Linked DNA regions of Mus musculus: region 1 is linked to region 2. Evidence: chromatin loops called from intact Hi-C (ENCODE). Cell type or tissue: heart. All regions are shown on one strand. Each heading gives the region's core, and the rest is flanking DNA. Links, peaks and the distances in the headings are about the cores only.

The links. A loop is a pair of places that touch in the nucleus more often than their neighbours do. Peaks named below come from ENCODE experiments on the same cell type or tissue, not always from the same donor. Only the 100,000 strongest peaks of a DNase experiment are listed, where the experiment ranks them.
Region 1: a loop joins it to region 2, with 8 times the contacts of the local background. A loop is called at or near these places in 15 of 42 quality-filtered maps.

The regions. Positions count from the first base shown.
Region 1 is chr7:142,313,790-142,320,024 of GRCm38, reverse strand. No RefSeq gene overlaps it. Among named protein-coding and RNA genes, the nearest start is that of Krtap5-4, 13 kb to the right of the region's middle. In heart, for the core only: CTCF peaks have their summits at 3,118 and 3,319 (motif pointing left); no DNase peak of the experiment used is centred there; H3K27ac peaks cover 3,861 bases.
Region 2 is chr7:142,578,496-142,584,730 of GRCm38, reverse strand. No RefSeq gene overlaps it. Among named protein-coding and RNA genes, the nearest start is that of H19, 3.5 kb to the right of the region's middle. In heart, for the core only: CTCF peaks have their summits at 2,697, 2,898, 3,922 and 4,409; a DNase peak (open chromatin) is centred at 3,977; H3K4me3 peaks cover 1,502 bases; H3K27ac peaks cover 2,051 bases.

The DNA.
Region 1 (6,235 bases), core at 445-5,444, 260 kb after region 2:
CCCATTGCCAGCTTGGGGCCCTAGCCACCCTTGAGCTCAGGGCACAGCCCAAGGCCTTGACCAGCCTGGCACTGAGGGGACTCTCATGCATAGCGGACTTCCCACGGGACGTGGAAGACGCACTTTATGTGCTCACAGGTTTGATTATGAAATATGCTGGCTAAATCAGTTTAGAGGTTTATGGCCCAAGGCAGCAAGCCTTTTGTGTTTAATTGATTTCTGCCAACCCCATCCTCGGCTGTGCTGTTGTCAAGGCTCTGTGTATTCGCACTGTCAAGGCTGCTACCCCACATGTAAACACCATCTCCCAGGGATGGAAAACCTTCTCCTGCCAGAGGCACTGGGCCCCACCTTGCATGCAGCTTGCTTTTGTCTCTGGCTGGGGCCTGGCTCATCAGACACTAGACCCCAACCCTCTGCTCTCTCTGCTTTCTGCTTCTCTTTCTTTCTTCTCCTGTTAGCCTATGTTCTCATCTTTACCAAGGCATTTTTTTTTCTCTTAAAAAATTATTAGGCACGGTACGGTTTTACTCATCCACTTTCTGCCATGACAATCAATGTCTTAAACCAAAAATAAAGATTAGGCTATAAGCTTGGCTCCTAACTTCTCTCTGAATTGTCTTTAGATTACGGGACCATGCGGTGCATCACTCTGCAGCTTGGTACTATTATTCCCTCTGCTTGACGCATGGCTCTAATTATGGGATGCATAGCTGATCACACTGCCCACGCACTAATACGCCAGTTAATAAGCTCACAGCAAGAGCTGGGAAGATGGCTCGGTTGGCAAAGTGCTTGTCTTGCAAGAGCAAAACACAGGGAACTGAATTTGGAATCTGTTCGACGAGCCAGGTGTGACAGCACACATTTGTAATTCTGGTGTGGATGAGACGAGAGACAGAGGCGAGGTGCGGGTCGCCTCCCTCACAGATCACTGGCCAGCAAGTCTAGCTTACCTGATGAAGTTCCTGACCATGAGAGACTCCGTCTCAAACAAAGGTTGACGGTGTCAGAGGATTGACACCTGGGGCTGTTCTTTTACTGCCATATATGCACACTACACACTACACACACACACACACACACACACACACACACACACACACACACACACTCACAAGCTCACAGTAAAATGTCCCTCTGAATTCCTCCTACCTATATCCATGCACCGGCCAATCAGTGTCCCAGTGCCCAAAGAGACAGAAGAGGACATTGAATGCCTTGAAAATGAAGTTACAAGTAGTTGTGAGCCACCATGTGGGTGCAGGGGCTCTGCAAGCCCAGCAAATGTTCTTAACCCATGAGTCCTCGCTACAGACCAGTGTGCTCATTGTCACCCACATAGTGCAGACACATTAAGGTCAATGTATGTAGCTAGTACCACACTTTTCTTCCTGAGTCTACGTTGCTGGATGTTGCTTGACGGTATACTGTTCTTTCCAAGATGAGGTGCCTCTGTACACATCCTATTTGTGACTATCTCTGTGCTGACAAGTGATCATTAGGACTGAGACCCAAAATGTGATGCCCAATCCAAAAGCTATCCATATTCCAAGTTTAAAAGATGACGGTAAAGAGCCTAGCAGAAATATGAGTAAATCCTATGCCCAGGAGGCTCACCAGGAAAGGGTGCCCGTGGCTGGCACCCACTAATGAGTGTGCTATGCTGTGGAAGGACCAGTGCAGCGGGGTTGCCAGCAGTCCAGAGTAGCTGGCATGGGGCGCATGCCATCAGTCAAGGGCGGTAAGCAGCCACTTGGCTTAGTCTAAGAGAGCCCCCTTTTATCACCAAAAACTCGGCACCCCTGGGAACCTGTCAGAGAGCCATCAGCACTGCAGTGATCACCAAATCAAATCTGACACGGCCATGCTCTCTTCCTGCCCCACCCCAACCCCTACAGGCAGGAGATGTGTGTGCATGTGGCTCATATGGCCCTCACCCAATGTGTGGGCTAGACCTACAACAGAGCTGGCTGTCCCCAACAGTGGCAATAGTTTGAGCTTTGTGTCTGAATGGGAGGGACTCAGGAAACCTTCGAGAAAGTTCTGAGTTTTCATATTCAAGCATGTTCCTCCTGCCTTTGAGGACCAGTCCTTTTACAGGCAGCTGCTGCACTTTATCTGGGACATCTGTCTTGGGCACAGATATTGAATCCTTGTATCTTATTAGCTTACGCAGAAGTTATCTTTCCCTGCTGTTTCTCTGAGGGGCCTCCCTAGCCTGAGTGATCTTCCTCCAACAACAGAGGCTAAGTGCCAGGTCTTCCCTGCCTCTTGTCGTGAAGGCCAGGTAGGCCTGGCCTTGGGGAGCCCCAATGACAGGAGACACCTTCTGCTTACTGGAGCTCCTACCCACATCCTCTGTCCCGGTCTGAGTGCACTCACATTGAGTAAGAAGCATGCTAGCCCCCAATGTTCTGTGAAGAAAGAGGAGTGAGTTCCTCCTTCCCTTTCAGACTGAAGCCTAACTGGGCCGTAGTGTGTGTCCCCAGGCTGCTGACCCCTGGCATAGAGCAGGAATGATGTCATCCAGGGTGAGCAGACACCTGCGATAAGGTAGGCCACAGACTTCCCACATTCAACAGGAAAGCTTGCTCGTACGTCATAGAAAAGGCCTCAGGCCCAGAGCTGCTTTTTAGCATGTAGCAAAGGCTGTGAACCCCAGCCCTAACCCTGCAGGGCCCCGGAACATCTGTCATATGACTTCCAAGCCTGGAGCAAAAACAAAGTCAGGAGTTAAGCACAGCCATCAATATCTGACTGTGGGGAGCCAGGCCCACCCCAAGGTTCAAAGGACCCCTTCATGTTTTATCTGAAGTGTGTATGCTGCACATCAATCAAGCTCAGCCTGCAGATGCCCGGGTCATCCAATGGGCATTCAGTGAGGCCAGGTTTAGGACCTCCAGGCAGAAGTGTGCTGTACTGAATAGATGGAAGAGGTCTGTTTTGGGACACAGGGACCCCATCCCCTTCTGCCACAGACTACACTGCTTCAGCTCGAAGGTGTGGTGGTAGGGTTGGAGTCCTGAGATGGGCAGCCATGTTCTGCTCACAAACGAAAGAACTGGTCACAGGCCCACAGACTGTCTTCACGTCTCAGAGAGAACTGAGCCACCAGAACAGCGTGCTGGTGTCTGTCACTATTCTGGTGTCACCCACTGTTCTGTCAATGGAGCCTCTCAACGCAGGTCCAAGTCAGAGTCCCTCACATGGAGACTCAGTTCAGAGTGGTGACCGCTCTGCTTGGGTGAGGGGCTCTATCCATCCTAGCCATGACTTGTTCGTTTTCTCATTCAACAGTGCCACCTGGTGGTAATCTCATGCAACTACAGACAACCTGTCTTAAGTTTCCAAACCTGAAACTTTGGGTCCTTTTGGAGCCCAAAGCTCTTGCAAAAGGCATTTTGTTCGGCCTTGTTTCCATCACTGAGACAAATATAGGCACCCATGCTGAATGCTGCAATCAGGTGTTGATGTTGAGGCTGGAGAGACAGCTCAGTGGTTAAGAGCTGCTGCTGCCCCTCTTGTGAGGACATAAGGGGCACCTACCTTCAATTCCCAGCACCTACAAGGCAGTTAGTTCACAACCATCTGCAACCTCAGTTCCAGGGGGAGAAGACCCTGGGCACCAGCCATGCTCAGGGTGCACATACACACATGCAAGCAAAACAGTCACACACATAAAATAAATAAATCTAACTTAAAAAAAATAAGGCCTTGAAGTTCAGTCCACCATAAAGCTGGTCACAGATTTGGGGATGTGACTCAGTTGGTAGAGTGTCTGCCTAGCATTCCTGAAGTCCTGAGTTCTATCCCCAGCACTGCAAAAACAGGTGTGACAATGCACTCCTCCAGTCCCAGCACTCTGGGAGTGGAGGCAGGAGGACCAGGAGTTCTAGACCATTCTCAACTACATAGTGAGTGTGAGGCCAGCATGGTCTCCATGAGCCTCTGTCTTGAAAACATACACGCTCATATTGGTTCTGCATGCACATAAGACATTTGAACTCAGAAACGCACAAGAAAAATGGCCTGTGTCGGGCACCTGCTCAGTAGACAATGGAGACAGAAATCAGAAACCATCTTCGGTGGAAGCCTGTTTCTCTTACAGGCAGATAGCTTGTAAATCAGCCAGTGGTTTATCAGCACTGGACAATGCTGTGCTAAGGTCCTGATGAAGATGGCTCCTAAGTCTTGTCTTCTTATTCTCTACATCCAGAGTCGGACCCTGAGGCCAGAAGAGCTTTCAAAGACTCCTGCAGCTCAGCAGCCCATCTTTCCTGGTGATGCTGTGGGTTTCTGGTGTAGATGGTCACACAGGCCTGGACATACTTGGGACAGTCAAAAGCCAAGTGCAGCACCATTTCTCTTTGTATTTTTATGCTCACATGCACATACAGACACACAGACACATGGACACAGTCTCTCTCTGTCTCTGTCTCTGTCTCTCTGTCTCTCTCTCTCTCTCACACACACACAAGGAAGGCAGAGATCAACCTTGGGTATCATCCATCAGGTGCCATACAACCTGTGTTTTGTGACAAGAAGGCTCATGGGAAGTAGGGATCACTAACTAGGCTAGTCTGGCTAGTCAGCCTCAGCAATCTGCTTTGCTTCCTCAATGCTCTGACAGACACATGCCACTGTCACTATGCTCAGCTTTTCTATGGGCGTTGGGGGGTTGAACTCAGGTCTTCTTGCTTAGATAGCAAGCACTTCACTGAGTCATCTCCGTGGCTCATGGTTTGTTTTGTTTTTATTGGTATACATCTGTTGTACAAAGCAATGGGGTTCCTGTGACATTTTAATTCTAATTTATTAGCCACTTTGACTATAGTTGGCCCCATTACCCTCCCCTGACTCCTCTCAGTTTCACACCTGCCAAGTGCCATTCATCCCCCCAAATAATGGGACTCAAGCCAAATGGGCATCCAGGCCTTCTCCTGCAGCCTAGAGACCCAGCTGCAAGCTAAAGCAGGGGCTGCATTCTCTAGTGCATGCTGGGAGCTATTCTCTGCGATGTTTGCTACTTGAAAATTCAAGTGTCTTCCCAGGGGGATTGAGGTCTCCAGCTGAAAGGTGACCAGCTGCAAAGCTGCAGTTTAAGCCCCCAAATGAGGATGCCAGCGCTCTCCCAAACCCCGCAGGGTCTCATGCTGAAGTCCCAGCACTATTTGAACCAGGACTTTATGGGCAGATCTGTCCTGATTGCCAAGGGCGATGGAATCTCCAGGAGATGGAGTTGAGATCAGGCTGTACCCTGCTCTAAGACGCTCTATATTATGTAAACAGTGGCTTTCAGGCTGTCCTGCCCTGGGCAACTCCATTTCACAAAGTGGCATTTGGCTCCATTTTGAGTGCAAATGTAGAGTCAGGATGACTCTGCACTCCACTCTGTAAGTAGACACCACAACCTGTCCAGCACCAGCCTCGAAGCACAAACTGGCAACCTATTTTTGTAACTCTTTAAAGGGATTTTTTGTGTTTCCTCTTTAAGGGCTTCTAGCTGTTTATCTGAATTCTCCTGTATTTCTTTAAGGGAGCTATTTATGTCCTTCTTAATGTCCTCTATCATCATCATCATGAGAAGTGATTTTAGATCTGAATCTTGCTTTTCTGGTTTGTTGGGGGTATCCAAGACTTGTTATGGTGGGAGAATTAGGTTCTAATGATGCCAAGTAGCCTTGGTTTCTGTTGTTTATGTTCTTATGATTGCCTCCCACCCTCTGGTTATCTCTAGTGCTACCTGCCCTGGGTATGTCTGACTGGAGCCTGTCCTTCCTGTGATCCTGGTTGTGTCAGAACTCCTCTAAGTCAAGCTGTCTCTGTGATCCCGTGATTCTGGGATCCTAGGATCATGAGATCCTGGGTGTGTCTGAGCTTCTGGGAGTCAAGCTGCCTTTGAGACCTTGAGATCCTGGTGTGACCAAGCTCCTGGAATCCTGTGATCCTCTGATCCTGGGTGTGTTAGAGCACCTGGGAGTGGAGCTGCCTCTGGGTGTTGTGGGGCTGGCTATAGATTTTGCGCCCAAGGTCTGCTCAGGGCGCCGGCCCAGACCGGCAACCTATTTCTAAAGTACAAAGATGCCACACTGCAAACTTAGCAAAGCAGTCTGGGACCATGTGAGCACAGGGGCATAGTAAAAATCCCATTAGGAAAGCTGGGCCAAGGACTTATTGAACACACCAGGTTAATGACAGGGTACAATAGTCTCATCTGGACTCCATAAAAAAG
Region 2 (6,235 bases), core at 662-5,661:
GTTTGGGCCCTTGAAACCTCCAAAGCCCAGTGGCACACTTCCTCTGAACAAGGCCATGCCTCCTTATTGTTTCAAATAGTGCCACTCCTGGTGACCAAGTAGTCAAATCTATGAACCTATGGGTGCCATCAAGCTACTACACTCTTCTTCCCTCCAGGTTAATCTTATTTAGGCTAGTTGACCAAGGGCTGTAAGAAACATTAAGAAGTGAGTGTTCAGAAAAGCAGAATCATAAATTAGACATGGTGGTGCACTTATCATCCAACACTCAGGGGATGAAGGCAGGAAGATCAGAGATTAAAGGTCATCTTTATTACATAGCTAGTCTGAGGTCAGCATGGGCTACAAGAAACCATCTTCCTACACAAAAATCAGTTTTCTTGTACCCCACAATTTCAAGGCCAAAGTCAAGGTGCCCATGCCTGTAGAGCTGATTTCTCCTTAGGTTGTATATGGTTTATAGATGGCATCTCCAATCTTCTTTGAATGACACATTATGTCCTGTCCCTATCCAAGTCATACCCTGGTATTCATGTCCCCATCCTTGGATAGGAATGTGTCTATATCTACATGCTGATGATACCATTGTGCCCATGTTTCACATAGGTGACACCTCTGTGCCCATGTCCTATCCAGGTGACACCTTTGTGGCATTATCCCCTCCATATGACACCTACGCCCATGTCCCATCTAGGAGGCAGCTATGTTTGTGTCCTATCTTGGTAACACCTTTATGCTTAGGTCCTATCCAGGTGTTATCTCTATTCTTGCATTCTATCCAGGAGACACCCCTGTGCCCTTATCCATTCAAGATGACAACTCTGTTTTGTTGTCCTGTGGAATCCATGTGCCTATGTTTCATTCAGGAAACACCTCTGTGTACGTCCATTGGGACTCCTATGCCCATGCCCCATACAAATGACACCTTTGTACCCATGTCCCGTCCAAAAGATTCCTCTGTGTCTGTGTTCCATCTATGTGTCTATATGTCCCATCTATGTGTCCTATCTATGTGTCCCATCTATGTGTCTAGAAGGTCTAGAAGGTATCTCTTCTGTATATAGAAAGATCTCTATACCCATGTCCTTCCTGGGTAATACCTCTGAGCCTGCATCTTATTGAAGTGATATTCTGTGTCCATGTCCTATATAAGTAACACTCTTATACCTATGTTCTCTCCAGATTACAGACACCACTGGGCCCATGTTATATCCAGGTGGCACATCAGTGCCCATGTCCTGTTCAGGTAATACTCCTGTGTCCATATCCCATCTGTGTGACACTCCTGTGTCCATGCCCCACCTGTGTGACACTCCTGTGTCCATATCCCCTATGTGTGACACTCCTGTGTCCATGTCCCATCTATGTGACACTTCTGGGTGCATATCCCATCTATGTGACACTCCCATGTCCATGTCCCAGCTATGTCACTCTTTTGTGGTGTTGTTTTGTTTTGTTTTTTGAGACAGGGTTTCTCTGTGTAGCCTTGGCTGTCCTGGAACTCACTTTATAGACCAGGCTGGCCTCGAACTCAGAAATCTGCCTGCCTCTGCCTCCCAAGTGCTGGGACCAGCTATGTCACTCTTATGTACCAACTTATCTAAGTCAATATCATATTGTCATGTTAGCATCATCTACAAGCTTTTGTCCAGATACTAGGTGGCACCACCATGCTCACAGTGGTATAAAAGACACATTGTGTGGTTAGTTCTATATGGGGATGGTGTCCAGAAGGGGACAACGGGAGCTGGTTCCCAACTGAGAGGGCCATAGTGTGAGTTTAGGACATAAGTCTTGGCCATGAACTCAGAAGAGACTGAGGCTCCCCTGGATGTTTCACTTCCACTCTCTCTATGCTCATTCTTTAGGAACGTTACTAAGAAGGAATCTGAGAAAGCAGAGCTCTTTCTCCACCACTTGTCTAAGTTCCACAGCCAACAACAGGGCTCAGACTAGGCTCTCACTGGATACTAGCCCCCATTAGAGTACCATGCTTCAGTTAGGTTCTGTTTGCCCACCAGCTGCTAGCCATCACCTAGTCCTCAATGTCACGTACTATTACAATGGCCAAAACAGACTAGACTTGACCCCAAGAGCCCCCCTCCCCGCCAAAGCTTACTGCCCTCATTGTACTTTCTGCCCTGGCAGTCCCCAGATTGACAAAGGCATGCCTAACTTGTTTCTGGAAGAAGAGATCTAGCTCTATCCCATCGAAATGCAAATGAACCACTAGGAGTTTAGCCTGACCAAGGAAGCTTTCCTGCTCACTGTCCATTCAATGCAGTCAAAAGTGCTGTGACTATACAGGAGGAACATAGCAGTGCTGTGACCATACAGGAGGAACATAGCAGAGGCTAAAGGGCCATGGTGCCATGTAAGTGTGTTCTGTGCAGCAACTGATGACCAGACAGTACTGAGTCTGCCTGGAGCCTGAGTTAAAACCGAGAAAATAGCCATTGCCTACAGTTCCCGAATCACCACAAGGAAAGAAAAAGGTTGGTGAGAAAATAGAGATTCTATTTTCATGTCCGGGGGATGAGCGTGCAGGGCACTTACACCCAGGACTCAAAGGAACATGCTACATTCACACGAGCATCCAGGAGGCATAAGAATTCTGCAAGGAGACCATGCCCTATTCTTGGACGTCTGCTGAATCAGTTGTGGGGTTTATACGCGGGAGTTGCCGCGTGGTGGCAGCAAAATCGATTGCGCCAAACCTAAAGAGCCCCCCCACCCCTGGTATTGGAATTCACAAATGGCAATGCTGTGGGTCACCCAAGTTCAGTACCTCAGGGGGGTCACAAATGCCACTAGGGGGGCAGGACACATGCATTTTCTAGGCTGGTACCTCGTGGACTCGGACTCCCAAATCAACAAGGTCGGCTTACTCTCTGCAAAGAATCCTTTGTGTGTAAAGACCAGGGTTGCCGCACGGCGGCAGTGAAGTCTCGTACATCGCAGTCCTAAAACGGATTGCAACTGATTGAGTTTTCTCCCCTATCACCATCTATGATCCCATAGTCATGGGCTTCATGAGGCCAGGGGTTCATGCTAGTCCTTGATAAAACGTTCTCAAGAGCTATCTCAGGTATCTGACTTATAGGGTTCTGGGGCCATCAGCGCTATTGTGTGAAAATTGAAGTATAGCTACTATGTGTGGTGATCATGGAATGTATTGCAGTACCATAATGCAGACCCCACTAAGCATGGTCCTCAAATTCTGCACATCTATGAGGACACCTGACCTCCCTACCCAAAGAATCACTTAAGGAACCGCCAACAAGAAAGTCTGGTGATTTGCGCTTTCGTATTCTAATTGGGGCGTTCAGATGCTAATGATCTCCGGCTCAGGGCTGCAAACAATTCTGAAACTGCATTCTCTCTCAATGGGGCTCAGCTGCCAGCTTGGCAGCTGAGGAATCCTACATCAAGCCTTGGGTGTCAGCCCAAAATCAATTGAAGAGGTGGTAGGACCCCTGGCTGGTTTGTGGCAGATAATCGTACTTATGGCAAAGTTGGGGTTCACCTGTTTTGCACTGTCCCGGAGAGCCTTGTTAAAAGCAGAAGGCAGGACACCTATGCCCTTCCGGAATGGTCTCCTTTGGTCTCAGACCCCATAAACCAGTGCATGTGGTTCGATGCCAGAAAGCACAAAAGCCGTTGTGAGTGGAAAGACCAAATTGCTGCGCTGGTGACTGTCATCTTAAACATTATGTTCCAGAGACAGCCAAAGTTAAGGTTTGCCCATGACAATGTCCAAGGGCCAAAGTTCGGGTTCGCCCACAGCAATGTCCGAAGCCGCTATGCCTCAGTGGTCGATATGGTTTATAAGAGGTTGGAACACTTGTGTTTCTGGAGGGGGTCCCTTTGGTCACTGAACCCCAAAACCAGCCAGTGTGGCTCACTATAGGAAGGCATAGAAGCTGTTATGTGCAACAAGGGAACGGATGCTACCGCGCGGTGGCAGCATACTCCTATATATCGTGGCCCAAATGCTGCCAACTTGGGGGGAGCGATTCATTCCCAGCAATATCCCAGGGTCACCCAAATAGGGATTCATAGGGGTGGTAAGATGTGTGCACCTCTGGAATGGTTCCCTTACACACTGAACCAGAGAACTTGACTCATTCCCTACACAGCCCGAGATCGTCAGTGGCTGGTAAGACCGAAGTTGCCGAGCAGCGACCAGTGCAGTCCCACATACTTTATCATAGAGGTGACCAAAATTGCGGTTCACCTATGGCAAACTCATGGGTCACTCAGGCATAGCATTCAATGATTCATAAGGGTCATGGGGTGGTACAACACACATTTCTTGGGTAGCTCCTTCAGTCTTGCGCCCTTCACGATCGATCGGTTCACTCTCCACGCTGTGCAGATTTGGCTATAGCTAAATGGACAGACGATGCCGCGTGGTGGCAGTACAATACTACATATTGCTCGGCAGACGCGGCATAGGTTGGGGTCCGCTGTGACAAAGCTTTGAGTACCCCAGGTTCAACAAAGGGATCAGGCATTTGTGCACTTACGGAATGGTCCCCTTCTGCCTTGGGACTCCTCAAGCTAGCCAGATCTGTTCAATCCAAACTCAATACAGAATCGGTTATAGGCGGGAGACATAGAAACTGCCGCGTGCGTGCGTCCACCGAAACCCCATAGCCATAAAAGCAGAGGCTGGGGTTCAACCATTGCAATGTCCCAGGTAACCTAGGAACTGTAGCAAGAAGTTGCAAAGCTGAGATTAGAGACTAGGAGAAGTCAGGGATCCGCTTAGTTTGAAGTGAAGCAGGAGGGTGGGTAGCAAGAGGGAGCATAGCGGGTGTGGCATGGTGGGGTTGTATAGCGTGGGTTATAGCGAGGGGGTATAATGGGGAGGTATAGTGGAAGTATAGTGGGAGGTATAGTAGGGGTATAGCGGGGGATATAGAGGGAGTTATAGTGGGGGTATAGCGGGGGCATAGCGGGGGCATAATGGGGGACATAGTGGGGGGCATGGCAGGAGGGGCATAGTGGGGGTATAATGGGGGTGTAGTGGGGCGGTATAGTGTGGGTATAGTGGGGGACATAGCGGGGGTATAGTGGGGGTATAGCAGGGAGGGTATAGTGGGGGTATAGCAGAGAGTATGGGGGCCATAGGGGAAGTATGGTGGGGGGTATGGCAAGGGGTATGGTGGGGAGGATGACAGGGGGGATATAGCAGGGGTGTAGTGGGGAGGATATAGTGGGAAGTATAGGGGAGTATAGCAAGGGTGATGTGGGGGGTGATGGGAGACAGAGACCAACTGCCACCACACCAGTGAATAGCTTACATGTGATGGCCAACCCTCGGCCTTTAGTCTGCTGATGCTGCCAGGGTTCTTGAGGCTCATTAGAAGATGGGGTCATTCTTTTCCATCTTATATACCGATCTCTGAAAAGGATCATTTGTTTAAGAGCGCAGAGATAGCCACAACCACCACAAGGTGACAGCACAGACACACATTACAGCGCCAAGATAATAGAGGCTGGGGTCTATTTATGACCAAATTGGAGGTGTCCGTCAGTATCATAACTTAGGGTCCACCCACAGCAATGACCAGGGCTTTTCACAGAGTAAAAATGAAGGATCACTAGGAGCCAGAAATGAGTACTCAGCTGACATGCAGCCACTAGGCTGAGGATCTGCCAAGGTGCTATTGCACCTCACATAGGTGAGAACCACTGCTGAGTGGTCATGACTGGTCAGCCCTTGAGTCCTCCTCCCATCTGGAGCTCCGGTCACTTCCATCTAGAGCTGCTCTACTCTCTGGTGCCCTGATTTGTGGATGCTGACTCTGTGGATTTCAGCTGCATAACTTTCAACAGAAGCTAAGAGCAATGGTATACGCACGCACGTGGCTGGAGGGACAGGGCATCTCTCCTGTCCCCATTCTATCACTGATAGTAGTACTTCAGTAGGATAGGGAGACCATACTGTGCCTCCGGTTGACTGGGGTGACCAAGACCAGACTGTAAGATAACTAATAAAACTCATCGCAAGAGAGTCCTGACAAACGTGACGACTCACCCAGAAAAGGGACGGTGAGGAGTGCCCAAATTAGCTACTACCTTGTTGAAACCACTGCGGCCAGATAAGGTCAGTCAAGCAGACTAGGACAAAGGCTGGGGGTTAGCCACTCGTAGGCTGTTCATACTCCGTGGGATAGTATGAGACCCATGCCCTCAAATTCCCATTGTGGTCATTATACAAACTGAG